Linked DNA regions of Homo sapiens: regions 1 and 3 are each linked to region 2. A link is an interaction called in ENCODE POLR2A ChIA-PET data of the cell type or tissue named here. Cell type or tissue: PC-9. All regions are shown on one strand. Each heading gives the region's core, and the rest is flanking DNA. Links, peaks and the distances in the headings are about the cores only. Region 1 holds the start of LOC124904107 (U6 spliceosomal RNA). Region 2 holds the start of GRB7 (growth factor receptor bound protein 7). Region 3 overlaps STARD3 (StAR related lipid transfer domain containing 3).

The links. ChIA-PET counts read pairs that join two places held together with the same protein. Peaks named below come from ENCODE experiments on the same cell type or tissue, not always from the same donor. Only the 100,000 strongest peaks of a DNase experiment are listed, where the experiment ranks them.
Region 1: POLR2A ChIA-PET joins it to region 2 with 30 read pairs; 2 of 35 experiments call an interaction of 5 or more read pairs at or near these places.
Region 3: POLR2A ChIA-PET joins it to region 2 with 17 read pairs; 17 of 35 experiments call an interaction of 5 or more read pairs at or near these places.

What each region holds. Positions count from the first base shown.
Region 1 is chr17:39,480,151-39,490,221 of GRCh38, reverse strand. The region is part of intron 2 of CDK12 (cyclin dependent kinase 12); the gene reads right to left. LOC124904107 (U6 spliceosomal RNA) reads left to right here and starts at 7,634; the gene lies at 7,634-7,736. In PC-9, for the core only: no CTCF peak of the experiment used is centred there; DNase peaks (open chromatin) are centred at 3,671 and 4,411; H3K27ac peaks cover 4,002 bases.
Region 2 is chr17:39,732,095-39,741,037 of GRCh38, reverse strand. It overlaps GRB7 (growth factor receptor bound protein 7), which reads right to left and starts at 3,100. Exons shown (of 15, transcript NM_005310.5): 1 at 2,905-3,100. RefSeq lists an enhancer at 243-840. In PC-9, for the core only: no CTCF peak of the experiment used is centred there; DNase peaks (open chromatin) are centred at 287, 1,537, 1,647, 4,967 and 5 weaker places; H3K4me3 peaks cover 5,303 bases; H3K27ac peaks cover 5,093 bases.
Region 3 is chr17:39,637,157-39,647,227 of GRCh38, reverse strand. It overlaps STARD3 (StAR related lipid transfer domain containing 3), which reads right to left. Exons shown (of 15, transcript NM_006804.4): 1 at 9,997-10,071. LOC124903998 (a long non-coding RNA gene) reads left to right here and starts at 9,938. Exons shown (of 2, transcript XR_007065749.1): 1 at 9,938-10,071. RefSeq lists an enhancer at 9,413-9,532. In PC-9, for the core only: no CTCF peak of the experiment used is centred there; no DNase peak of the experiment used is centred there; H3K4me3 peaks cover 430 bases.

The DNA of each region.
Region 1 (10,071 bases), core at 1,233-9,232, 250 kb after region 2:
CTAATTTTTGTATTTTTAGTAGAGATGGGGTTTCACCATGTTTGCCAGGCTGGTCTTGAACTCCTGGTCTCAAATGATCCACGTGCCTCGGCCTCCCAAAATGCTGGGATTACAGGCGTGAGCCACCATGCCTGGCTGAGATAAATTTTATAAATAGAAATCTATAGTATATTTTAAAAACAATGAAATATTTGTGATATTACTTGCAGTTCCCTTTATCAAACTCTTAATATATCGTTCCTAAGATTTTATTTGGAGTTTTATTGAGATGAAATAAAATTCACCTGGGCATGGTGGCTCACCCCTGTGATCCCAGCACTTTGGGAGGCTGAGGCAAGAGGATTGCTTGAGGCCAGGAGTTTGAGACCACCCTGGAAAACACAGTGAGACTCCATCACTACAAAAAATTAAAAAAAAAAAAAAAAAATTAGGCCAGGCACGGTGGCTCAAGCCTGTAATCCCAGCACTTTGGGAGGCTGAGGCGGGCAGATCACGAGATCAAAAGTTCGAGACCAGCCTGGCCAACATAGGGAAACCCCATCTCTACTAAAACTACAAAAAATTAGCCGGGCATGGTAGCAGCTGCCTGTAATCCCAGCTACTCAGGAGGCTGAGGCAGGAGAATTGCTTGAATCGTTCCAGTGAGCCAAGATCGTGCCACTGCACTCCAGCCCAGGCAACAGTATGAAACTCCGTCTCAAAAAAAAAAAAAAAATTAGAACAGGCACAGTACTCATGCCTGTAATCCCAGCACTTTGGGAGGCTGAGGTGGGCAGATCACTTGAGGTCAAGAGTTGAAGATCAGCCTGGCCAGCCTGGTGAAACCCTGTCTCTACTAAAAATATAGAAACTGGCCAGGCACGGTGGCTCACGCCTGTAATCTTAGCACTTTGGGAGGCCAAGGTGGGCAGACTGCCTGAACTCAGGAGTTCGAGACCAGCCTGGGCAATACAGTGAAACCCCATCTCTATTAAAATACAAAATTTAGCTGGGTGCACCTGTACTCCCAGCTACTCAGGAGGCTGAGGCAGGAGAACTGCTTGAACCCCAGGGGTGGAGGTTGCAGTGAGCTGAGATCGCGCCACTGCACTCCAGCCGGAGAGACAGAGTGAGACTCCATCTCGAAAAAAAAAAAAAAAAAATTAACTGGGTGTGGTGGTGTAATTCCAGCTACTCGAGAGGCTGAGGCAGGAGAATTGCTTGAGCCTAGGAGGAGGAGGTTGCAGTGAGCTGAGATCGCACGACTGCACTCCAGCCTGGGTGACAAGACTCTGTCTCAAAAATAATTAGCTGGACATGGTGGTATAAGTGTGTGTTTCCAGCTACTTGGGGGCAGATGGCAACCGGCAGTCCTGGGGTGGGAGCATCATTTGAGCCCAGGAAGTCAAAGCTACAGTGAGCCATCACCATGCCATTGCACTCCACCCTGGGCAACAAAGGGCAGCTCTGTCTCGAAAAATAAAAAATTTAAAAATAGAAATAAAATGCAGGAAGTAATTTTCTTAAATTCACAAAGTATCACTGCAACTCGTGGAGTTCATCGAATTTACTCTACATTTTAGCAAAGATTTAACAAACAAGAAGAGCTCAACAATTTAATACTACTCTATCGCTAAAGAGGTGCAAAAATCTTGGAAAAAAGAAATAGTATTTTAGAATGCTTTCCCTGTAAAAAATATAAATTGCCGAAGATATTTACAAAAAAATAGAAATATAGCTAAGTTGTAAGTCAAAACTAATAAAAAATATACTGAATCATTCCGTTCACTTCAAAGCAGAAGGCAAACCTGACCAGCCAAAATAGACAATCATCAAACTAAAAATCTAAAGAAAAAGGGTCCAAGCAACTATTTCAGAATTATTAAGGCACCTGGTGGCAGAAGCCTCTCCCAGTAATCAGTAAATTATAGTAGTCAGTGGGGTTTTGTAGAAAGATAGGTTTCCAGGAATAGATCAGAAAAGTCAGTTTTCAATCTTTTTTTTTTTTTGAGACAGGGACTCACTTTGTTGCCCAGGCTGGAATGCAATGACACAATCATGGCTCACTGCAGCCTCAATTTCCCGGGCTCAAGCAACACTTTCACCTTAGCCTCCTAAGAAGCTGGGACCACGGCACACACCAACACACCCAGCTAATTCTTGAAATTTTTTGTAGAGACAAGGTCTTGCCATATTGCCCAGGCTAGTCACAAAATCCTGGACCTCCCCAAGTGATGCTCTTGCCTCGCCTCCTACCACGTATGGCCCAGATACAATTTTTTGCCTATCTCAATTTATTAATAAGTGGTAGAGAAATTTTGTGCCAAGAGCCAGGTGTGGTGGCTCATGCCCGTAATACCAACACTTTGGGAGGCCAAGGCAGGCGGATCAGTTGAGCCCAGGAGTTCAAGACCAACCTGGCCAACATGGTGAAACCTCATCTCTATTAAATAAAGATACAAAAATTAGCTGGGCATGGTGGCATGTGCCTGTAGTTCCAGCTACTTGTGAGGCATGAGAATTGCTTGAACTGGGGAGGTCAAGGTTGCAGTAAGCCGAGATCGTGCCACTGCACTCCAGCCTGGGTGACAGGGCAAGACTTTATCTCAAAAAAAAAAAAAAAAAAAAAAAAAAATTGTGTCATGCACATCCTCAGAAAAAATAAGACATCTATAGTACAACAGACTAACTCATGTCTACAAATAAAATCAGGCCAGATAGGTCTTCTCTATTCCTTCACAGTATCAGATGGTTGAAAAAGATCTGAGAACCTTAACCACAGGCAATCTTCTCTATTTTTATGACAGGTAGTTATAAAGGAAAATATTGGTGCTTTGCATGAATATTTCCTAGACCACAAAGATCTATCTCTTGCAATGTATCTTTTTAAAGAATACTGTTAACCCTTGTGTGTGAATTTTCCATAAAAGAATGTCATTTACTCAAAATATAAGAACATAAATCTCAACAGCTATTGACTCCTGCCAATTTTTATCGTTTTAATCCCTTGTAAATCAGACAGAACAATACAATATAGGTTAGTTTGTACCACATCAACCAGAACTGGGATAGTCAGTGGAGTAGATAATGATCATCTGAAACTTTCTGTTGAAATACTGGGAGAGATGAACATGCAACATTATTATAATCTGCACTCAGATTTTTCCATCCTAGAAACAAAACTTATTATCAGAAAACTCTTTGAGTCACAATGTAATATAGATTCTTTTTTTTTGAGACGGAGTCTCCCTCTATTGCCCAGGTTGGAGTACAGTGGTGCAATCTTGGCTCACTGCAACCTCTGCCTCCTGGGTTCAAGTGATTCTGCTACCTCAGCCTCCCAAGTAGCTGGGACTACAGGCGTGTGCCACTACGCCCGGCTAGTTTTTTGTATTTTTAGTAGAGATGGGGTTTCACCATATTGGCCAGGCTGGACTCGAACTCCTGACCTCATGATCTGCCCACCTCAGCCTCCCAAAGTGCTGGGATTACAGACATGAGCCACCGCACCCCACCAACATAGATTTTTTAAATTATTCTAATTTTTAAGATGTTCAGCGAAAAAAAACTTGTAATTTCTCAACCACTGTCGGAATATTCTTTACAAATCTCAATTCCTCATTATTCAAAACAGATTTCTTCTTGGTTTGGCTTCACTAGAAGAACAAGAAAAATCAGGCTGAGCATGGTGACTCATGCCTGTAATCCCACTACTTTGGGAGCCAAGGCAGGAAGATTGCTTGAGCCCAGGAGTTCAAGACCAGCCTGAGCAACATAGTGAGACCTTATCTCTAAAAAAAATAAACAAAGTTAGCTGGGAGTGGTGGCATGCACTTCTGGTCCCAGCTACTATCGAGGCTGAAGCGAGAGGATCACTTGAGCCAGGGAAGGAGGCCAAGGTTGCAGTGAGCCATGATTGTGCCACTGCACTCCAGTCTAAGTGACAGAGCAAGATTCTGTTTCACAGAAAAAAAAAAAAAAAAAAAAAAGAGGCAGGGTGCAGTGGCTCATGTCTGTAATCCCAGCACTTTGGGAGGCCAAGCGGGCGGATCACCTGAAGTCAGGAGTTCAAGACCAGCCTAGCCAACATGGTGAAACCGCATCTCTACTAAAAGTACAAAAATTAGCTGGGCATGGTGGTGCACTCCCAAAATCCCAGCTACTTGGGAACCTGAGGAAGGAGAATCGCTTCAACCCAGGAGGCAGAGGTTGCAGTGAGCCAAGATCACCCCACTGCACTCCAGCCTGGGCGACAGAGCAAGACTCTGTCTCAAAAAAAAAAAAAGAAAAAGAAAAAAGAAAAATTAAGGTATTTTAATTGTGTCATCATCATTTCAAATAAATTCAGTCTATGGTTTTTTGTCTGTTTGGAGACAGGATCTTGCTGTGTCACCCAAGCTGGACTGTAGTGGTGCAATCATAGCTGACTGCAGCCTCGAGGCTCAAGTGATCTACCCACTACAACATTCCAAGCAGCTGAGACTACAGGTGCATACCACCACAGCTGCTTTTTTTTTTTTTAAGAGACAGGGGCCAGGCACAGTGGCTCATGCCTATAATCCCAGCACTTTAGGGGGCCGAGGCCGGGGATCATGAGGTCAGGAGATCAAGACCATCCTGGCAAACATTGTGAAACCCTGTCTCTACCAAAATACAAAAAAAATTAGCCAGGCGTGGTGGCACCCGCCTGTTAGTCCCAGCTACTCAGGAGGCTGAGGCAGGGGAATCACCTGAACCCGGGAGGTGGAGATTAGTGAGCTGAGATTGAGCCACTGCACTCCAGCCTGGCGACAGAGTGAGACTCTGTTTCCCAAAAAAAAAAAAAAAAAAAAAAGGGGGGGGATGCCTAAGCTCTGGTCTCAAACTCCCACCTGAAGCAATCCTCCAGCTTGGCCTCCTAAAGTGCTGGGATCACAGGCATCAGCCACCATGCCCAGCCAATCTGTGTTTCATATTTTTGTTTTCTCCAATGTTTACTTTATGAGCTCAAATAAAGTACTAATACAGATTAGGTACTCTCTTATCCACAATGCCTCAAACCAGAGTGTCTGAACTTTTTTTTTTTTTTTTTTTGAGACAGAGTCTCGCCCTGTCGCCCAGGCTGGACTGCAGTGGCGCGATCTCAGCTCACTGCAAGCTCCGCCTCCTGGGTTCACGCCATTCTCCTGCCTCAGCCTCCCGAGTAGCTGGGACCACAGGCACCCACCATCACGCCTGGCTAATTTTTTGTATTTTTAGTAGAGACGGGGTTTCACCATGTTAGCCAGGATGGTCTCGATCTCCTGACCTCGTGATCCGCCCGCCTCGGCCTCCCAAAGTTCTGGGATTACAGGCGTGAGCCACCGCACCCGGCCTGAGTGTTTCAAATTTTTAAAATTTTTAGATTTTGGATTATTTGCATTATACTGGATGAGCATATTCAATGCAAAAATCTGAATACTGAAATGCTCCAATGAGCATTTCCTTTGAGTATCATGTCAGCGCTAAAAATGTTCCTGATTTTGGAGGATTTCTAGATTTTTGGATTAGGGATATTGAACATGTATGAAAAATGTATACTGCTTCTAAAATATTACATTTTTAGCATGTTTATTTCAAGACAGAATGAGTATTTGATAGGTTATGTCCTACCAGTTCAGGATATACAATTTGAATAGAGGTCAAATCCTGTTTCAGTAAATTCCAATGTACTAAAAACCTTGAAAATTTAATGACAGCCTCAAAACTACAATGCTTAACATTATCACCTTTAGCATAGGACACTCAGTATTATAAAGGGTTGCGGACATGTGGTACATGCAAAGTGAGTCTATCATAGGGGAGCAGATACTATACATCACAGTCATTACTTGAAAAGTCACTACCAGGAAGCGCTGATGTACCCTAACTATATCAGTATTTCCTAGTTCCCCATTTATACCTATACACAAATTCACATGTGGTAATTAGGTTTCATAATACATGTGTAATTTAAAAACCTACCAAGCTCTAGGACTGCCAAACTTTTAGAATATGAATAGTATTTTGGAATCTGAACTGAATCTGTGGGTGTAATGGAAACACTTCTAATAAAAATACTGTTAATAAAAAAAGAATATAGACCAGGAATGGTGACTACGGCCTGTAGTCCCAGCTCTTTGGAATGCCGAGGTAGGCATATCACTTAAGGCCAGGAGTTTGAGACCAGCATGGCCAACATGGTGAAACCCTGTCTCTTCTAAAAATACAAAAACTTAGCCAAGTGTGGTAGCTCATGCCTGTAATCCCAGCCACTTGGGAAGTTGAGGCATGAGAATCACTTGAACCTGGAGGCAGCAGTTGCAGTGAGCCAAGATCATGCCACTGCACTCCAGCCTGGGCAACAGAGCAAGATCCTGTCTCAAACAAAAAAAAAAGAAAAAATATAAAATTTATAAATATTTACGCCAGGGGTGGTGGCTCACGCCTGTACTCTCAGCACTTTGGGAGGCCAAGGTAGGCGGATCATGAGAGTAAGAATCCGCCTCAAAAAATAAATAAATAAATAAATAAATAAATAAATAAATAAATAAATTGTAACTGTTTAAAAAACACTAAATTTTTCAATGAGATAATTTGCCCATTTTAACAGCGTAAACTACTTTAAATATAATCCTTTATCTCCTTCCCCTTGAAGTTGGTTGTTTAAAACATGATTTCAGACCAGGCACGGTGGCTCATGCCTGTAATCCTAGCACTTTAGAAGGCCAAGGAAGGTGTATTCCTTGTGTCTAGGAGTTCTACTACCCTGGACAACACAGTCAAACTCCATCTCTACAAAAAAGTACAAAAATTAGCCAGGCATGATGGCACGTGCCTGTAGTCCAAGCTACTTGAGAGGCTGAGGTGGAAAGATCGCTCCAGCCTAGCAGGTAGAGGATACTGTGAGCTGTGCACAGGCCACTGAACTCCAGCATGGGCGACAAAGGGAAAACTTGTCTCTTAAAAAAAAAAAAGAAAAGAAACAGTGATTTCACCACTATTTACAAACTTTTATCAAAAATTTAGTTGAGCCAGGGCGAGGTGGCTCACGCCTGTAATGCCAGCACTTTGGGAGGCCAAGGCGGGTGGATCACTTGAGGACAGGAGTTCGAGACCAGCCTGACCAACATGGTGAAACCCCGTCTCTACGAAAAATACAAAAATTAGCCAGGCGTGGTGGCACAAGCCTGTAACCCCAGCTATTCAGGAGACTGAGGCAGCAGAATCACTTAAATCCAGGAGGCGAAGGTTGCAGTGAGCCGAGATCATGCCACTGTACTCCAGCCTAGAGGACAGAGTGAGACTCCGTTTCAAAAAAAAAAAAAAAAAAAAATTTAGTTGAGGCAGGCATAGTGGCTCTCACCTGTAATCCCAGCACTTTGAAAGGCTGAGGCAGGTGGATTGTTTGAGGCCAGGAGTTAGATAACAGCCTAGCCAATATGGCATAACCCCTCTCTACTAAAAATACAAAGATCAGCCAAGCATGGTGGCACATGCCTGTAATCCCAGCTGCTTGGGAGGCTAAGGCACAAGAATTGTTTGAACCTGGGAGGCGTAGGTTGCAGTGAGCTGAGTTCATACCACAGCACTCCAGCCTGGGTGACAGAGAGACACTCTGCCTCAAAAAAAAAAAAAAAAAAAAATGTAGTTGATTGTTCACTTTGGCAGCACATACACTAAAACCGTAACAATACAGAAAAGATTATCATGGCCCCTGCACAAAGATGACACAAATTCGTGAAGTGTTCCCTAAAAAAAAAAGTTTAGTTAAGTACATAAAAAATGGAAACCAAGCATCCCATTCTACTAGGAAAATCCTGGTTCATTTGGAGTTTACTGAACTTATAGAGATACAGCCTTTAAAAATAATGTAGACTCCCCTGAAGTTCAGTACGCTCCAAATGAACAAGGCTATTAGAAAAACAGAGCAAGGCCAGGTGCGGTAGCTCAGGCCTGTAATCCTAGCACTCTGAGAGGCCGAGGCGGGTGGATCACCTGAGGTCAGGAGTTCAAGACCACCTTGGCCAAAATGGTGAAACCCCATCTCTATTAAAAACACAAAATTAGCAGGGTGTGGTGGCACACGCCTGTAATCCAGCTACTCAGGAGGCTGAGGCAGGAGAATTGGTTGAACCCAGGAGGTGGAGGTTGCAGTGAGTGGAGATCACAACACTGCACTCCAGCCTGGGCTAAAAAAAGCGAAACTCTGTTAAAAAAAAAAAAAAAAGGCAAGCCAGGCTCATGCCTGTAATCCCAGCACTTTGGGAGGCCGAGGCGGGCAGATCACAAGGTCAGGAGTTTGAGACCAGCCTGGCCAACCTGGTGAAACCCCATCTCTACTAAGGATACAAAAAATTAGCCAGGCATGGTGGCGCTTGCCTGTAATCCCAGCTACTTGGGAGGGTGAGGCAGGAGAATCACTTCAACCCGGGAGGCGGAGGTTGCAGTGTGCCGAGATAGTGCCATCGCAGTCCAGCCTGGGCAACAGGATGAGACTTTGTCAAAAAAAAAAAAGAAAAAAGAAAAGAGAAAGAGAGAGAGAGAGAGAGAGAGAGAGAGAGAGAGAGAGAGAGAGAGAGAGAGAGAGAGAGAGAGAGAGAGAGAGAGAGCGCGCGAGCGAGCAAGCACATAAGTGCTGGGCGCAGTGGCTCACACGTGTAATTCCAGCACTTTGGAAGACCAAGGTGGGCAGACTGCTTGAGCTCAGGAGTTCGAGACCAGCCTGTGCAACATGGCAAAACTTGGTCTCTACCAAAAATGTAAAAAAAAAAACAGCCGGGCATGGCTTGTGATTGTAGTCCCAGCTACTCAGGAGGCTGAGGCCAGGAGGTGGAGATTGCAGTGAGGCAAGATCACGCCAGTGTACCCCAGCCTGGGTGACAGTGAGATTCTGCCACAAAAAAAAAAAAAAAAGAGAAAGAAGAAAAGAAGACTTTAAAAATTCTATATGGTTAACTGAAATTTCTTTTTTTTTTTTCTTTTTTTTTTTGAGACGGAGTTTCGCTCTTGTTGCCCAGGCTGGAGTGCAATGGCGTGATCTCGGCTCACCGCAACCTCCGCCCCCCGAGTTCAAGGGATTCTCCTGCCTCAGCCTCCCAAGCAGCTGGGATTACAGGCATGGGCCACCAAACCCTGCTTATTTTGTACTTTTAGTAGAGACGGGGTTTCTCCATGTTGGCCAGGCTGGTCTCCAACTCCCGACCTCAGGTGATCCGCCGGCCTCGGCCTCCCAAAGTGCTGGGATTACAGGCGTGATCCACCACTCCCGGCTGGTTAACTGAAATTTCTAAGAAAAGTATACAGATGATCTACTTAAGGCAGAAATATATCCATTAATAGCTATGGTCATGTAGATTGTACTATGTTGGACGTGGGCTGCCTTGCTTCTTGAAATCAAGAATTATAGACCACAAATGAGAAAGGCTTTTGAAATACCATTAGCTGAATTCACTCTTGCATTTGATACCTGAGCTAGTACACTCCTATTCAAAATACATGTTTGAAAGAAAAGAAAAGTTTCGGCTGGGCGTGCTGGCTCACACCTGTAATCCCAGCACTTTGGGAGGCCAAGGCAGGTGGATCACTTGAGGTCAGAGGTTCGAGATCAGCCTGGCCAACGTGGTGAAACCCTCTCTCTACTACACATACAAAAAATTAGTTGGAATCCCAACTACTTGGGAGACTGAGGAAGGTGGATCGCTAGAACCCAGGAGGCAGAGGTTGCAGTGAGCTGAGATCGCACCATTGCACTCCAGCCTGGGCAACTAGCAAAACTCTCAAAAAAACAAAACAAAACAAAAAAAAAACTAGCTGGGCATGGTGGTACATGCCTGTAATCCTAGCTACTTGGGAGGGTGACGCAGGAGAATCACTTGGGATTCAGAGATGGAGATGGAGGTTACAGTGAGCCAAGATCACGCCACTGCACTCCAGCCTGGACGACAAAGTAAGACTCTGTCTCGGAAAAAAAAAAAAAAAGTAAAGTTTCATTCTTTTCCCAAAATGACACTAAATCCTCTAGGCTGGACACGGTGGCTCGCGCCTATATCCCAGCACTTTGGGAGGCCCAGATGAGTGGATCACATGAAGTCA
Region 2 (8,943 bases), core at 1-8,000:
GGGCTGGCACCTTCTCCGCAGGAACCCAGCAGACCCCTTTGGCCGGGCTGAGACCTGGGAGAACCTGCAATCCCAGCCCCCAGCCTGTTCTCCAAACACTGGGCCAGTACTATGAGGCCACCTGGGGCACCTGGGATTGACCCCTCAGGAGGGAGCAGGCACCTGACCCTTCAGTGAGGGCATCAGGGGATTTGGGGGACAGGTGAGTCAGGGCGGGCGGGACAACACTGCCTAGGGCTCTCCATTCAACCTTGACTCATCCACACAACTTCCTGGCTTAGGAGAAACAAAAACAGCCCTGCCTCCACCCTTCCCCCAACTCCCCAACCCACTGCTAGCCAGAGCGGAATGGGGGAGGCACGGGGCTGGGAACAGGATGGGGGAGGAGGATGTGGGCCTGAGGCTCCTGACATCACCTCCTCCTCCCCACCCTCGGCCTAGCTCCAGGCCAGGTGGGACCTACGATCTGCTCTCACCCCCAGTCCCAAACCACCTCCTCGCCAGGGAGTCCCTCGCCTGGGAAGGAGAGAGGCAATGCCCGGCCTGGATTCAGAGGCCCATTTGGAGAGAAGCCAGCATCCCGGCGGTGCCCCTCCCCACCCAAAGCATCGCTCAGAGCCCCTGCCCTGTGTGGATGAAGTTCCTCCTGACACATTCTCCTGGGTGTCCCGGCCAGAGGGGTACCACAGGAGCAGGAGTGGAAAGGGAAAACACTCAAGAAGACAGACAGGATGAAAGGCCAGGGAGGGGGCTCAGGGTCCTGCCAGGAGGGGCACGACACACCCATCACCCGCTAGCAAGAGACACCAGCACCTCAATACCAGAACACAATCCCCCACTCCCACCCCAGTCTAACCTCCAAACAGCCCCGGTCTCCAAACAGCCCCAGTGACTTCATTCCAGGCTGCAGGGGGCCACGCCTGCCTCGAAATCACAGACCAACAGTGGGGTGGGGAGAGGAGCAGAGAATTCGGGAGGGCAGTGCTTGGAAGGGGTTAGAAGTAGATTCAAATCACATTAGAGCCTGGCCTCAGAGATCAGAGAGGGCCAGTCCAAGGCTGGGGTTTGCCTTCAGAGCCCCCCAGCCGTGCCCTTAAGCTTCTAAGGCTGGAGGCGGGTGGAATCGTCAAGACCAATGGGGTGAGCAGGGAGGAGGAAGGGGTCCTGGCTGTGGGCCTGGCAGCTTAGAGATCTGGAGTTTTCAAACTGAGGCCCCGGTAAAGCTTCGGTTGGAAACACCGACCCCCAAAATCAGTTTGTCCCCTCAACGAGGTAACTCCGTCCGTGGCTTCCCAGCTGCCTCCTCCCCCAGTGGTTCCAGCCCCACCCGCGTTCCCGTCCTCCCAACCTCCTTGTTTACTTCCTGAATCACGCCCCACCTGGCTGGCCCTAAGGGCAGGTGGCGGGGCCCGGTGTTCAGGGCCAACAGAAAACAACTCTGCTTCCCAGAGCAGGGGGAAGGGCTTGCGGGACTGAGGCCTGGGCCAGGGGCCTGGATGTGGCGGGAGAGCCCCCGTCCGCCCAGTACTCCACGCCCCGCCCCCACGGGAGAGGCTTATAATTTTTTAGGGTGCAGGGCCCAGGTGAGAAGGTGAGAAACCCCTGGATGACTCCTAGTATAAGGGAGGACCCAGGACTCTGAGGCCCCGCCCACTCTCACTCAGGAAAAATACCCAATGGGAGAAGGCGGGGCAGCTCTTTTAAAGTTTAATTCGGGAAGAATGCTGGAGTGTCTCTGCAGTTAATCATTACAGGCTGCCCGCCTCCATGAGGTCCCCCCACCAAGCATACAGTAGGATATCAGGAGAGGGGAGAGCAGAGTCCAAGACCGGCGGACCAAAAGAGGGCATTCCTGGGGGGCGGTGCGGCTAGTTGGGGGGCGGGGTGGGGGGCGTTCCACCTTGCCGGCAGATGCATTCATTCTCTGTCCTCAATCTGCCAGGGAGACCCAGACCGGGAACCTGGGTCTCTCCCTAGCCTCATCAAGCAGAAGAAACCATCTGCTATCCCCCACCCCACTCTCCCCAGGCCCCACCGCACTGCAGAGCCCCTCATACACCCCTCCAGCCTTCCTGCCCATTTCATGCTGAAGCCAGGAGGGACCCCGTCTCACCCGGCCTCCACTTTCCCATCGGAGGGCCGGAGGCGGTGTTGCTGAGAAGGGCATACAATCTGGAGAGATGAAGCCTCGACAATTTAGAGGATCCCTCTCCTTCACTGCCCTCCAAAGTGGAGGGGGCCCTCCCCACATCTCCCCGCAGCCCGCAGAGACGTCTGTCTTAGAGACTTGGGGAAACCCAAACTGGGGTAAACTGGGCGAGCCAGAGAGTGAGGGCGGCTCTCCCCGGGTGTGCGGGGAGGGGCTAGTTTCAGCGGGAAAGCCAAGTCGGAGGAGAGAATCAGGTCTTCCTTCCCATTCTCAGCTGCTGCCTGCAGGGAGGTGTACAGGGAGGGAACAAGGAGCGCTGGAAACCAGGATGGGGACGAAAAGAGGGCGGGTGGGGAGGAGGGGGCAGGGTGGGAAATGGACAGAAAAGAGAAAAGTGGGAGGCCAAGCAACCCATCAGGAGACCCAGCCTTTCCCTACCGGCCTCCAGACCGGCCGTGCCTGCCCCCAAAGGATAAATGCCCGCTTGGGTTCTTACCTGAACCCCGAGCGTCAGGACACCCGGCTGGGACCACGTCTTCAGGGAGGGAGACGCCAGGCCCTTAACTACCTGTCCCCCTCCAGCCCCCGCCCCTGGCCTGACATCACCGAGCGGGGGAGGGGGAGAGCCAGGTGGCTCCAATCCTCCCACCTGGGCCGCCGGCCAGTTCAGCCGGAGACTGGCACAGCCTGGGGCCCTGGTGCGGCTGGGGGTTGCCTGGCAGGCTGTCGTCTGAGACCGATCTCGGTCCCCTTACCTGGAGGAGCCCCAGCAGGAGTAGCAGGACACCCGTTCCGAAGTCTGGCTCCGTCTAGGAACCCCCAGATTCCTGGATTTTATTTCAGATCCACTCCCGCTTCTCTACAGGTGGTAGGAGGGTGTCCCGACTTCGGACAGAGAAGTCAGAGGCGGGGGGGAGCCCTGTGTGTCCAGATTCCAGGCCCAAGGAAACTAAAATTATCTTGGGCAGATGGGGGCGGGTCCAGGGGAGGCGCCTGGGAGGAGGAAACCTGGGAGGAGGGCGGAGACTCCCTGACTACGCCAACTGGGATTGTTTTTGCCCTTCCTAGCCTGGCAGCAGGTGCCAAGGGAGGATGCAGGTGCCTGGGGAGAGGCGGGGAAGACAGCCGAACAGACAGTACCACGAGCGAAGATCAAGAGTCCCGACCACCTGGGAGGGAGGGGGGAGGGCCTGGGGGCTGCAAGGTAAGGGGAACCACCCCATCCACTCTTTTCCAACACCCTCCCCGAACCTGGTCTGTTCATTGGCCAAGCCTGGGGGCCTGTCTGCAGCTCTGGATCCCACCCCATGGGGCAAAGAGCACCCTGCCGAGAGGGACGCCAGCCAGGGTGGTGTCCAGCAACATGGCCTGCCCCTCGATCTGCAGTCACCCTTACCGTGGTGGCTGCGCCCTGGCCCCTCAGAGGTACCCAGGGTAAGCCCTCCCTCCCCCGCCCCCCACCTTCTGAGCAAAGTCCAGAGTCTTGGCTTCTCCTTTAAAATCGAGGGGGTTAGGCAGGGTGGCACAGTGGGAGGAGCCATGGTGACCTGGAGAAAGCTCTGGCCTGGGCCCCTGGGGATTCCTCTTAGAGGGATCACTTTATTTTATTTTTTTTTGAGCCAGAGTCCCGCTCTGTCACCCAGGCTGGAGTGTAGTGGTGCCATCTTGGCGCACTGCAAACTCTGCCTCCCAGGTTCAAGCAATTCTCCTACCTCAGCCTCCGGAGTAGCTGGGATTACAGGCGCCTGCCACCACACCCAGCTAATTTTTGTATTTTTAGTAAAGATGGGGTTTCTCCATGTTAACCAAGTTGGTCTTGAACTCCTGACCTCAGGTGATCTGCCCACCTCGGCCTCCCAAAGTGTTAGGATTACAGGCATAAGCCACCACGCCCGGCCTGAGGGAACACTTTAGTTCTCTCAGGGATCACTTTAGCTGTCTCATTCAGTGCTGGGCAAACACAGGGTACTTGGGAGAGGGGTTAGGAGGTGGAGATCAAAGGCTGCGGCCACCACCCAGCTTGATGTGGGTGACAGGAAAACAAACAATCCTTAGGGTGATAAGAGGTCCACCCTGGAAGGGGCACGAATGAGTGGCTCCTGCCTCAATTTTCTCCAGAGTTTTCCTAGGAAAACCGGTATGAGTGGGCCCAGCAAAGAAGTGGGGGAGGAGGCAAGGTCTCTTTGGTGATGGAGCAGCTTGTGCAAAGGCAGAGTAGACAATTCACTCATTCATTTATTCAACTATCTGTTTAGTACCTACCATATGCCAGCCCCATGTTTTGTGCTGGGGATACAGGCGTAAACAACAAAAACAGACCCCGCCCATCCTCACACAGCCAATCAGGAAGATTGATGTTAACCAAAGAATCACACAAATAAGAAATGACAGGAGACAACTATGCTGGGAAAATGACTCACATAGGGAGTCAGGAAAGACTTCTCAGTGGAGGTGACAGCTGAGCAGAGGAGAAGCTGGCTGACATGGGAAGGGGGTTGGAATCGGTGGATGGGAATTGGGGAAGGAGGCCACTTTCCCCAGTGAGGAAATCAATGCCAGAGCTCTGGGCAGGAGGAGATGCAGCATGCGGAGACAGAGAGTGGGGTTGGAGGAGAAGGGAGGAAGCAGAGGCCACGTGGGTGAACCTGGACAGGTGTGGAAGGTGTGGAGAGAGGAAGCTGTGCTTCTGCAAATGTGGCCTCTAGACCTCCCTAACCTTGTGTGGAAAATAGATTCTTGGGCTCCTCTCCAGCAACTGAATCTCAGTCTCTAGGGCTAAGACCCAGGAAGGTGTGGTATTGACAAGCCCTCAGGTGGCTGTTCTGCAAACCAGGTTTGAGAGCCATCCATCCTGTTTGTCCAGATGGGCAGGAGTAGCGGTCAAAGACCAGACCCTGCAAGTTGTATTTAGACTTAAGTAGAAGCACAGAGGAGAGGGCACATTTACATTTTGGAAAGATCATCCTGGATATTGAAGGATGGGATGGAAACAAAGCCACAGTCAGAGGGCGGAGTGCTGTAGGAATCAACTTATATGGCTTTCTGGAGCGGGTGGAACTGTGTGAACAAAAACCAGGTCTGGGGTTGGGGAGGAGGGAGAGGGGTCCACAGTAGGGGGCACAGGGACTTGTGAGAGGTGATGGGACCATACTGTATCTTGGTTTTGGGGTTGGATGCACAAATGTGTGTGTTTCTTAGGACTCATAGAAAGGCACACTCAAGGCTGGGTGCGTGGTTCACCCCTGTAATTCCAGGACTTTGGGAGGCTGAGGCAGGTGGATCACGAGGTCAGGAGTTCAAGACCAGCCTGACCAACATGGCAAAACCCCGTCTCTACTAAAAATACAAAAATTAGCCGGGCGTGGTGGCGTACGCCTGTAATCTCAGCTACTCAGGAGGCTGAAGCAGGAGAATCTCTTGAACCCACGAGACGGAGGTTTCAGTGTGCTGAGTTCGAGCCATTGCACTCCAGCCTGGGAGACAAGAGCGAGACTCCATCTCAAGAAAAGAAAAAAAAAAGAAAGGTACACTCAAGAGGATGAATTTTACTGTGTATAAGTTGTATCTGAATTTAAAAACAACAACAACTATAAGGCCAGGTACGGTGGCTAACACCTGTAATCCCAACACTTTGAGAGGCCGAGGCAGGTGGATCATGAGGTCAGGAGTTCGAGACCAGCCTGGCCAACATGGTGAAACCCCGCCTCTGCTAAAAATGCAAAAATTAGCTGGGCATGGTGGTGTGCACCTATAATTCCAGCTACACAGGAGGCTGAGGCAGGAGAATTGCTTGAACCCAGGAGGCGGGGGTTGCAGTGAGCTGAGATCGTGCCACTGCACTCCAGCCAGGGTGACAGAGCAAGACTCCGTCTCGGGGGAAAATAATAATAATAATAAATAAGAATGCGTTTATAGGTCAATGGAACAGAATCCAGAGTCCAAGTAGAAACCCTTACATTTCTGGTCAATTGATTTTACAAGGTGCCAAGACAATTTCATGGAGGAAAGGATAGGCATTCAATAAATGCTGCTGTGATCAATTGGATAGCCACATGCCAAAAGGTGAATTTAGATCTTTTGCTCACAGGATGCATAAGAAAAAAAAAACTTGAAATAGATCAGATACCTGAATGTAAGAGCTAAAACCATAAAACTTCTAGAAGAAACCATGGGAGATAGTCTTCATGACCTTGGGTTAGGCAGAGAACTTGAATATAACAGCAAAAAGACAACTGACAAGAGAAAAAAATTGATGTTAGACTTTGTCAAAATTTAAAATTTTTGCACTTCAAAAGCCACCATTAATAAGAGGCCAGGAGGCCGCGCGCAGTGGCTCACACCTGTAATCCCAGCACTTTGGGAGGCCGAGGCGGATGGGTCACCTGAGGTCGGGAGTTCAAGACCAGCCTGGCCAACATGGAGAAACCCCATCTCTACTAAAAAAAAAAAAAAAAAAAAAAAAAAAATACAAAATTAGCCAGACATGGTGGTGCATGCCTGTAATCCCAGCTACTCGGGAGTCTGAGGCAGGAGAATCGCTTAAACCCAGGAGGCGGAAGTTGCAGTGAGCCAAGATGGTGCCATTGCACTCCAGCCTGGGCAAGAAGAGCAAAACTCCATACGAAAAAAAAAAAAAAAAAAAAAAAAAAAAAGAAGGGGTCAGGCATGGTGGCTCATACCTGTAATCCCAGCATTTTGGGAGGCTGAGGCAGGTGAATCGCTTGAGCCCAGGAGTTTGAGACCAGCCTAGGCAACCTGGCAAGACCTCATCTCTACAAAAGATATAAAATCTATCCAGGCATGGTGGTGCGGGCCTATAGTCCTAGCTACTTGGTGGGGCTGAGGTGTGACAATCACTTGAGCCTGAGAAGTTGGGGCTGCAGTGAGCTGTGATTGTGCTACTGCGCTCCAGTCTGGGTGACAGAGAAAGACACTGTCTCAAAGAAAAGAAAGAAAAAATGAAGCCAGATGAAGTGGCTCATGCCTGTGATCCCAGCACTTTGGGAGGCTGAGGTAGCCAGATCACTTGAGGCCAGAGTTCCAGACCAGCCTTGCCAACATAGCGAAAACAGCCTGGCCATTGCTACTAAAAACACAAAAAATTATCTGGGCTATGGTGGTGCACGCCTGTAATTTCAGCTGCTTGGGAGGCTGAGGCACAAGAATCTCTTGAACCCAGGAAGTGGAGGTTGAAGTGAGCCAAGATTGTGCCACTGCACTCCAGCCTGGGTGACACAGTGAGACCCCTGTCTCAAAAAAAGAAAGAAAGAAAGAAAAAAGAAAAAAAACTAGCCGAAGACTGGGAGAAAATAGTTGCAAATCATATACAACTATATATGGTTGTATATATGGTTGTATATATTTTGGTTGGTATCCAAAATATATAAAGAACTTTTACAAATCAATAATAAAGAGACAAATAAAAATGGGCAAAAGACTTGAATAGATGTTTCTTCAAATAATATGTATATGAATGGCTAATAACTACATGAAAAGATACACGACATAGTCATTAGATAAATGAGAATTAAAACCACAGTTACATACCATGTCATGTCCACTAGGATGGTTATAATCAAAGAGACAGAAAACAAGTATTGGTGAGGATATGGAGAGACAAATCCTCATATATTGCTGGTGGGAAAACTTTGAAAAACAGTCTGGCCATTTCTTAAAATGTTAAATGCTAGCCTGGGCAAAATGGCAAAACCTTGTCTCTACAAAAAATACAAAAAAAAATTAGCTGGGCATGGTGGTGCGTGTCTGTCGTCCCAGCTATTCAGGAGGCTGAGGCAAGAGGATAGCTTGAGTTTAGCAGGTCGAGGCTGCAGTGAGCCATGTTTGCACTGCTGCATTCCAGCGTGGGCAACAGAGCGAGACCCTGTCTCAAAAAAAAAAAAGATAATCATAAATTAAACACAGGACCCAGCAGTTCTACCCTTAGGAATCTACCCAAGAGAAATGAAAACACACACCTATACAAAGACACCTAAACATTTGTAGCAGCATTATTCAAAAAAGACAAAAAAAACTGGAACCCTAAATATCCATCAGCTGGTGAATTAAGAAAAAAATGTGGCATAACCACACAGTGGAATACGACTCAGCAATGAAAAGGAACAAACTACTCTAGACGCTACAGGATGAACGCATTTCAAAAAACATATTGAATGAAAGAACCAGAAGCAAAAGGCCACATAGTGTATTATTCTGTTTATATGAAACATCCAGAAAAGGCAAAGTTAGAGACAGAAAGCAGATCAGTGGTTGCACAGGACTGGAATTGGGAGCTGGATTGACCAGAAACAGGTGGGAAGGACTTATCAGGTTGACGGAAACATTCTGTAACTGGATTGTAGTGATGGTTAGGCAACAGTACAAATCACTGCATTTTCTTTCTTTTCTTTTCTTTTCTTTTTTTTTTGGAACACAGTCTCACTCTGTCACCCAGGCTGGAGTGCAGTGGTGAGATCTCAGCTCACTGCAACCTCCACCTCCCAGGTTCAAGCGATTCTCCTGCCTCAGCCTCTGGAGTAGCTGGTGCGCCACCACACCCAGCTAATTTTTGTATTTTTAGTAGAGACAGGGTTTTGTCGAGTTGGCCAGGCTGGTCTTGAACTCCTGGCGTCAAGTGATCCGCCCACCTTGGCCTCCCAAAACGCTGGGATTACAGGTGTGAGCCACTACGACCTGCCTGGTTTAAAAAAAAAAAAAATGAGCCCGGGTGCAGTGGTTCACACCTGTAATCCCAGCACTTTGGGAGGCCAAGATGGGCAGATCACAACTTCAGGAGT
Region 3 (10,071 bases), core at 1,097-9,096, 95 kb after region 2:
GTGGAGGGTTTTTTTTTTTTTAACTTTTTTGAGACAGAGTCTCGCTCTGTCACCAGGCTGGAGTGCAGTGGCACGATCTCGGCTCACTGCAACCTCCGCCTCCCAGGTGCAAGCGATTCTCCTGCCTCAGCCTCCCAAGTAGAGGGGACTACAGGTGCCCGCCACCACGCCTGCCTATTTATGTATTTTTAGTAGAGATGGGGTTTCACCATGTTGGCCAGGATGGTCTCGATCTCTTGACCTTGTGATCCGCCCACCTCGGCCTCCCAAAGTGCTGGGATTATAGGCGTGAGCCACCACGCCGGGCAAAAGTGGAGGTTTTACCATCCTGGGTTAGAGGGGGAAGCGGGTGGGGAGGGGGGAAGTCAGGTGCCAGGGAACAGCGGATTATTCATGAGGCAAAGGGAAGGGGTGGGCACACGCCCCCACACCGCTTTCCAGGCCTTCTCTTCCTCACCCTAGGATACAATAGTACCAGCCCCACTTGTAATAGGGTTTTGGGTGGTGTCCTGGACTCAGGACAAACAGGAGGTGGCTGGTATCATGGAAAAAGGAATGGACTCTAAGGTCATGGTTCAAATCTCAGACTGTCCCCTTCCTAGCTGTGTGCTCTGGGGCAAAGCATAACCCTTCTGAGACTCAGTTTCCTCAGCTGCATTAAAACAGGCAACAATAGGCTGGGTGTGGTAGCTCAGGCCTGTAATCCCAGCACTTTGGGAGGCCAAGGAGGAAGGACTGCTTGAGCTCAGGAGTTCAAGAACAGTCTGGGCAACACAACAAAGCCCCGTCTCTACAAAAAATACAAAAATTTGCCAGGCGTGGTAACACACACCTGCAGTCCCAGCTACTCAGGAGCCTGAGGAGGAAGGATCACTTGAGCCGGGGAGGTGGAGGTTGCAGTGGGCTGAGACTGTGCCACTGCACTCAAGCCTGGGTGACAGAGAGAAACCCTGTCTCAAAACAAAAAACAACAAACAAAAGGTTAAAATGGTAAGTTTTATGTTATGTATATTTTACCATGACAAGAAAAGGCAAGAAGCCAGACACGGTGGCTCACACCTATAATCTCAGCACTTTGGGAGGCTGAGGCAGGTGATCACCTGAGGTCAGGAGTTTGAGACCAGCCTGGCCAACATGGCAAAACCCTGTCTCTACTAAAATTACAAAAAATAGCCGGGTGTGGTGGTGTGCACCTGTAGTCCCAACTACTTGGGAGGCTGAGGTGGGAGGATTGATTGAACCTGAGGGGCGAAGGTTGCAGTGAGCCAAGATCCCGCCACTGCATTCCAGTCTGGGTGACAGAGTGAGACTCCATCTCAAAAAAAAAAAAAAAAAAAAAAAAAAAAGGCAAGAATCCCTATGTCACAGGGATGGGTGTTGAGGTAGGTGTCAGGAGGGAGTATGGTAACCGCTTGGTCAGTGGTGGTTGAGATAGATTAAGTAGCTGGCAAGACTTTTCGGGTAAGATGGGGCTAGGAGCAGTGGCTCAGCCCTTTGGGAGGCTGAGGTGGGAGGATCCCTTGAGGTCAGGAGTTTGAGGCCAGCCTGGCCAACATGCTGAAACCTCGTCTCTACTAAACATACAAAAAAATTAGCCAGGCATGGTGGCGTGTGCCTGTAATCGCAGCTACTTGGGAGTATGAGGCAGGAGAATCATTTGAACCCGGGAAGCGGAGGTTGCAGTGAGCCGAGATCACACCATTGCACCCCCGCCCGGGTGACACAGTGAGACTCTGTCTCAAAAAAACAAAACAAAACAAAAACCTTTCAAGTAAGAGGGAAATTGTGAGCGAGGGAGGTTAAATACACTATAGTGACATGTAATAAAAATCACCCCAAAAGGCGTGGGTTCAAATCTGAACTCTACAATTCACCTGCTGTGTGGCTCAGAGCAAGCTCCCTAACCCTCTAGCCTGGTTCCTTCATCTATAGAAAGGCCAGGTTATCCAGCTGCAGGCAGAGGTGAATTCCAGGTTGGGGGAGGGGCAGGAAGTAGAGGACTGTCCTGGCTCCTGGCAGAGGCTCTTAGGGGAGTGCAGGGGCTGATCTCTACTCCTTCCTCTTGAGACCGGCCCCTCTGCAATTGCAAGCTCCCACCCAGGGAACAGCATCGGCTGCCCCTTCCCGCAGACAGAAGAGGAGGACAGCAGGATGGCTAAGCCGCCTCCCACTCACCCACCTCCAATTTTCAATTTCCACAAATCTCAGGCTGCAGAGCCACAGACAGGGTTCCTTGCTAGCCCTTCGTCATACCCCAGGCCAGAAGCTCCAGACACCTTTCTTCAGGGAGGCGGCTCCAAAGCCCAGCTGACCGACGGCAGCTCTCAGTAGGCGTTTCCTAGCCAAGGCAAGTCTGCGATTTTTTTTTTTTTTTTTGAGACTCTGTCGCCCATGCTGGAGTGCAGTGGTGTGATTACAGCTCATTGCAGCCTCAAACATTCCCTGGCTCAAGTGATCTTCCTGCCTCAGCCTCCTGAGTAGCTGGGACTACAGGCAGATGCCACCATGCCAGGCTAATTTTTCTTTTCTTTTCTTCTTCTTTTTTTTTTTTTTTTGTAGAGACAGGGTCTCACTATGTTGCCCAGGCTGGTGTCAAACTCCTGGACTCAAGCAATCTCCCCGCCTTGGCCTCCCAAAGTGCTGGAATTACACCACACTTAGGCTTTTATACCTGGCCTAGGTCTGTGATTTGAACAAAGCCACCTACTCATTGTGCAAGCCTCCACTGCTGCATCTGTAAACTGAGGCTACCTGTCTTGACCCTGGGCTGTCTGGGGGCACCAAAGGAGACAATGATAACTATAGCGTGCCTAGGACAGTGCCTGGCACCACAGAGTAACTGGTTAACGTCTAACCACATAGACATTAACTACCACCACCACTTCGAGTCTCCTGGCTCTTCCCCACCTCCTAGCCTCCCAGGGAGGGCTGGGCCAAACTTTACAAGTTCCAGCTAGAGCTTATTCCATAGAGCTGTGCCCTGGGATTCAGGGGGAGGGGGAACAAGTCTCATCTATATCCAAAGATGACTTACATCTCTGGGCAGAGTGGGTTCTCCAAATCCCCCAGAGGCTAGAGGAACAGTAGACACAGGTCCTCCACACATCCCCCTCCCATAATCCACAGGAAATGCTAGCACCAGCACCCCCTGCCCATGGGGGCTTCCCAAGGGGTCCCTAACTCAGCACAAATCAGGAAGGATCAGTGAAGCTGAGAGAACTGGACTCCACACCAGGAGATGGGTCAAACCTCAGATTTCCACCTTGCTGGTCACTTAACCTCACCATGCCTCAGTTTCCTCGCCTATAAAATGGGGTTAACAATATCACCTACTCCTTGCAGGTTTATATGGATTAAATGACTTATTCAATGCAATGGCCTAGAAGAGATTCTGACACAGAGTGGTGGCTGCATGAGGGTTAGCTGGGATTACTTTCCTGCTCTTCTCCAGAGAAAGAGAGAGTCTTGAGCTCTGACTGACTGGCGAGATGGCTTCAGGGCAGGGCTGGGGTTGTTTTGAGTCAAGCAGCCCTGTCAATGCCAAGTTAATGGAGACTCCACAGAGGGTAGAAGGCAGAGGCCCTGGGTGTGGAGGAGGTTGGCCTTGGTCTATGTCCTGCTGCTGGCTGGCCCAGGAGGGTGCCAGTTAGGGGAACGCAGGATAGCAGACCAGACAGGTTGCACTGCATCCAGATGGGCTGGTGCAGAAGACACAGATCCAGCTGGCCATGGCCTGCGGTGGCACCATGCAGACACCATCTCCTTAATGCATCACACCCCTTCCCAGAAGCTGTAGTGATGACTCATGGGAAGGAGAGCTGCCCACAGTCCCCTAGCCAGGAAGAGGCAGAGCGGAGCCGACCCCAGAGGAACATGACCTTCCCCCATGACAGGCTGGGACCTTCTAAGTACAAATGCTGCTGCCTGCAAGAGTCCTTGCTAGCTGGGGGACAGTGTGTCAAGAGGCCCTCTTTGGGCTTAGCATTCATCTGGTCACACCTCCCTTCCACATCCAAACCATGAGCAAATCCTGTTGTCTCTTCCTGCAAAATCTGGCCAGTATCTGCCCACTGCTCACCTACCACTATGTCACCCTGTCCAGGCTATCACCTCTACCTGCCACTCTTTCTTGTCTTCACCCCTTCAGCCTGTTCTCAACACAGCAGCCACAGGGATCCTGTTAAAAGCCAGATCACATCTCCCCAGTGCCCCAACCTCCAATGGCTTCCCCAGAATAAAGGCGTAAGTCCCCACCCTAGCCTACAAGTCCTCCTCTTCCCCTTTCCTCTTCCCCTTGAGCCCTCTACTCCAGCCACACTGGTCCCTCGCTGTCCACGGACACATCAAGCATGCTCCTACCCCAGGGCCCTTGCACCTGCTGCTCTGTCGGGAGCTCCTCCCCAGGTCTTTGCATGACTTGCTCTCTCATTCCAATGAGGTCCCTATGCAAATGTCCCTTTGTAGAGACCATTCCTGAACCTCTATTTAGCCCCCACCCTCCATCCCTTACCCTGCTGTATTTTTCTTCACAGCACTTGTCACCCCTGACATATGATACATTCACTGGTCTGTGTTTACTGCCCATCGTCTCCCACTGGCATGCGAACTCCATGAAAGTAAGGACTTCCTGTGCTTTGCTCCCTGCTGCATGCCCAGTGCCAGAACTGTACCAGGCTCAGAGTGGGTTTCCAGGAAATGCACTGAACGGCCATTTACACCCTTCCCTACAGCAGCACATGCACAAGTGCACATGGACACTCACGCCCAGCCGGGAGAGCAGCCCCTCCCTGCCCAGGCTGCCTCTCCTGGAGCTGGACTCCACCCTCTGTGGGGGTCTTCCCTGCCCAGAGCCCAGGCACTCCCTCCACAAGAAGGAAAGAGGAACTGGTTTCCTGGGGGTCCTCAAGCAGGGTATCTGCTCCCCTCCCTGAGCCTGACTTGTAGGGAGAAGACGTAAGGTGAGTTAACCTTGAGTCTTTGATAACAGAGGAGGGTTAAGGAGGAGGGAGGACTCCAGACCCCAGCACTCATTTTTTGCTATGGGGGTCAACACTCGCTGCCTCTACTCTGCTGATCATTGGCTGCTCCCAGGACACACCACAGCCCATCGCCTGGGCGCCCTGTTTCCTCATTCTTGAATGACCTCCTTCCTTTGGGGAGAACTCTGGCGCTTCAGAGACTAGTTCAAATGTCACCTCCGGGGCAGAGCTTCTCCTCACCCTCCAGACTCCCCTGACCTTTCAGAACTCTGGGTCAGCACTTCCCTTATCACAGCTAGATGTCTCGAGGCCATCTGTCCCAAGCCCTTGAGGTCCAAGTCACAGTCACAGTGCCTGGCCATGATACATGTCTAGTAAGTTAGCCTGTGGATCCATAATGTCCACCCTGGAACAGGGAAAAGGGTGTGGGTTTGGGGTTGGACACCAGTCCTGGAGGCAAAAACCTAAGGCCATTCCTTATTAGATTGTGTGCCCTTGACCAAATCACTGGGTTTCTCTGAACTTCAGTCTCCTTTTCTGTAAAATGGGGAGAATATAGTACCTACTTCACAGAGCTTGAAGGGATTAGAAACAACACATGCACAGTGTCTGTGCTTAATTAATAGCAGCTATTACTACTATTACCCATGGGGACAGTGTTAGAGGCAGGACCCTGGCCAGGCAGGTCCAGCATAGCACTTTGCCCAAACTGAGAGTCCCAGCAGTACTGCAGAATGGAAGGGTAGACCCTGGCTTCAGGGGGCTGACCCAGAATGACACTTTTTTTTTTTTTAAGAGACAGGTCTCACTATGTTGCCAGACTGGAGTGCAGTGGCTGTTCACAGGCGCGATCATAGGACACTGTGGTCTCAAACTCCTGGGCTCAAGCAATCCTGCCTCAGCCTCCCAAGTAACTCTGGGTCAGCATTTCCCTTATCACAGCTAGATGTTTCAAGGCCATCTGTCCTAAGCCCTTGAGGTCCAAGTCACAGCCACAGTGCCTGGCCACGGTACATGTCTAGTAAGTTAGCTAGTCTGTGGATCCGTAATGTCCACCCTGGAACAGGAGAAAGGGTGTGGGTTTGGGGTTGGACATCAATCCTGGAGTCAAAAACTTGGGAGTAGGTTCCCAAGTAGTTGAGCCTACAGGTGTGCACCACTGCGCCTGGCTAGGATGGCACATTCAGGGTTACTGGCCCATGCCATCAGCCTCGGGATGGTTGGCTGACTGGCCCTACTATAGCCCTCCACAGAGGGTTTGGGAAATCCCCTGGAGAAGTGGGAGTGTAGGGAGAGGAGGACACAGCTACAGTGACAAATAAGACCCAAAGCCAAAGCCTGGCTCTGTTTCTCCTTTCCTTCTGAGGAAGCGGAAGGGGAAGAGTTAAGCCAAATAGAAACAAGACTCACCACCACACACTTCTCCCCCCAGCCGGGGAGGCTCTGCGGGTGCAGTGTACAGGAAGACCCTAACACACTGAGATCTACTTGCCCTCCCTTCCCCCTTGTGCCAGGCCCTGTGAATCATCAGGGATGCCCCCAGTTCTGTGATTCCATGACCCCTGACCCACTCAGGGCCAGTGAATCAGGCCCCACCTGCCCTCTTCGTGCTGCTATGTAAACCAGTGAGGTCAAGTTCCCAAGGTTAGTCTGGAAACGGCTAGTCATCTTCCAGGAGAGATCTCAGCCCTCTCAAGAAAAGGCCCCCATAGGGCAAGGGACAAGGGGTGGGGGGGTTGGGGGGATGGAAGGGAGCCGGTTTCAGCACAGGATCCTCCAGGCACCAACCCTGCCTGGACAAAGCCAGGATTAGCCTCTCCTCAGCCAGAAAAAGGGACACTTTTCTTTTGTCCCACTGATGTGGCACCTGCCCCCTTGGAGGCTGGGACCCCAAGGCAGTTTCTGGGAGACATGCAGACCTGGAGTCAGGAGACAGCTCTTTAAATCCCTGCTGAGTGATCTTGACCTTACCTCCCCTGAACCTCAGCTTCCTCATCTGTAAAGTGGAGCCAACAGGCTCTCGCATTCAGTGGAACAGGCACAAGCTGCCAGATGTGCCGGATTTTTTATCTCCCCCGCACCGCTCTCCCTTAACAAGTCTAGCTGTGTGAGAGCTCAACTTAATGCAACATGCGGGTTCCAAGGGCCTACAGTATGCTGGACACAGTGCAAGTCCTGGGGCCACAGGACCCTGTTCTGGTCCATCAGGGACTCTGGGTCTGGTGAGGAAGACTGGCAGATAAATAATACCATGCTGTGATCAGCGCTTTCAGGGAGGAATGAACAAAGGACCGTGGGCTCCCAGAGAAGGGATCATCTGACCCAGGCTGGAATGAGTGAAGTCAGAAAAGCCACAGGGAGGAGGGGCCATCTGACCCTGGCCTTGAAGAGTCAGCATCTATCAGCTGGAGGCAAGGAGGGTGGGCATTACAGGGAGGCAAAAGAGCTCCAAAGAAGGCCCAGCCCAAAGGCATGCACAATGGCCCTACCCAGGGGGCCTGGTCCCAAACACCAGGTACTAGGCCTCCGGAGCATAGTTGCCCCCAGGCATGGTCCCTGCTGGCTCCCAAGTCAAGGGATGCTTCCTCATGGCCAATACAGGAAAGGAATTGCCAGCGTCAGCAAAGGACGCTGCCTCTGTCTTCCTCAGCTCCGTCTCCCCTGTTCCCCCACCCAGCCACCATCTACTGGAGCTCTGTTCAGAGGACCCAGCTTTCTGATCTCTGAGCCCACTCCAGCCTCTGCCTCCCTCTGATAAAATCCTCCCATCGCTTTATAGGCCCCATTAACTGTCAGCTCCTCAGAAGCCGCCCCTGGTCTTTTTCTCCCTCTAGTTCCCAGATCTATACATTTCTCTAGATTTAATGCTTGCCATGTAACACACACACACTTCCAGACTGGTTTTCCTGAGCAGACCAGGTCTGAGCCTTTTTCACTCTTGAATCTTCACTCAATAAATCCAGACCCTGCCCCCAGTGTCCTCCACTCCAGCATTTTATTTATTGGCAAAGAGCCAGGCTCTATCCAATGACTAGTAAGCCACTTCAACCATCCTCAGGCAACTTATGAAATTAAAAATCATAACTGGTGAACTATGTTGTCCTTACATAATAGTAATAACTTTTTATTTATTTATTTTAGAAACAGGATCTCACTCTGTCCCTCACACTAGAGTGCAGTGGCACAACCATATCTCGTTGTAACTTCAAATTCCTGGGCTCAAAGGATCCTCCCACACGTACCACCATGCTCAGCTAGTTTTTTAAATTTTTGTAGCGATGGGGTCTCACTATGTTGCCCAAGCTAGTTGCAAACCCCTGGCCTCAAGCGATCATCCTGCCTTGCCTCCCAAAGTACTAGGATTAATGCATGAGCCACTGCACCCAGGCAACTCACTTTAATTTATTGAGCATTCTTGTGCCTAGCACTGGTTTAAGACCTAAACATACAATATTCCATTCAATCCTCACAACTCTATGAAGTAGAGACATTCCTACCTCCATTTTACAAGTGAGGAAATTGAGGCACTGACTTCATCAAGGTTACCAAACAGGTCAGAACCCAGGCAGTCTGATCCAGGAGTCTGTATTCTCAGCTACTATGCTATTATGGACAGGGTGCTACAGGACACAGAAGGGCAATTAACCTTGGGGGTTAGGCGGAGGCAGCGCTGCCTGCGCTGAAAAACATGTAGAAGGTAGCCCAGCAGACAAGAGAAGGAGGAGGTTTCCAAGCAGCGGGGGCTGGTGTGTGCAAAGTCATGAAGATACGAACAGCAAGGGTAGGCATGGCGCATGCTGCAGTGCCGTATTATTGGACCTTAGGGTGCACACAGGAGACTGCTAGGTCAGATCACAGAGAGCTGTGTAAATTGTGCTAGGGGTTCAGCACATAGGCAATAGAAAGCCAGAAAAAGGTTATCAGCAAGGAACTGGCACCGTAAGACTTGTGTTCTAAAAGGATCACAAGAGTTACAGTTTGGAGACTGGGTTGCAAGCTGCCAGGGCTGGACTGTTGGGAATTGACAATACATCAACAGCGTGGTAACAGAAGAGATGGAGCTGGCCCAGGTTTGAAGGATGTTCAGGAAGTTGGCAGTACTAGGTCACTTTTAAGATGTGGGACTTGAAAGAGAGGAGAAAGTGTAAGGAAATTACCAGACTTCCGGCTGGGTTGGGGTAGAGGAAGAATTAATCTGCAAGGAAAAGACCAGTTCAAGTTTGGACCCAGTGAGCTCCATGTGAAGCAGAGCTGTCCCAATGGCCGCTGGATGGGCAAGCGTGGAGCTCCAGGGAAGGGCTGCGCTGAAGATGTGGATCTGGGTATTTAGTTGGTGTAAAGCTGAAGCCGTGGGGGAAAATAAGACCACTGAGATTCAGTGTACAGAGCGAGGGGTTGGGCGACAGAGGAAAACGTGAAGCGGGACTTTGACCGACTGTCAGAGCGGTACGAAGAAAACCAGGAGACATTGACTAACCCAAAAATGCGGGGTGAGGGAACGTGTCATTAGAAATGAGTGTCAATGGTACTATGCACCTCTAAGAACTCAAGACTTCAAAGGGCCCTTTTAATACCAATTAGGAAGTTATTCACGGCCGTTTCGAAAGGAAGTTGGGGAGACACGGGATGACACTGAGACGCAGAGCTACCGGAATGCGTAGATGTTTTCCTCTCACCCCAGATTCCGACCCCTCCCCATACCTGCCCCTGCTCATAACACCCAGACACCTCACCCTCTCCTCTCCCCTCAGTTAAGACGGAGGCTTTGGAAGGAGATCCCGAACGTCCTCCCCGGGCTCCCCAGGATAGGCGGGGTCGCCAAGAGTCATTGCTGGAGACCCCAACCCGCGCGGGGCGGCGCGAGGCCAGACAGAGGAAGGGGGCGGAACCTGAGACGCAGCGGGTGTGGGAAGGGTCGGACGGAACCCAGCACGGACAGCGGGCGGCGAAGCGGGTTCGACCGGCGGAAGACGGCCCTCGCACGCCACCCGCTCCCAGCGACCGCTCCGGGACCCACCTGCTCCATGTCAGCCACGGCCCCGGCTCTTCCCGCCCCAACCGCAGTCCGGCTCCGCGGCCTCAGTAGCGCCTC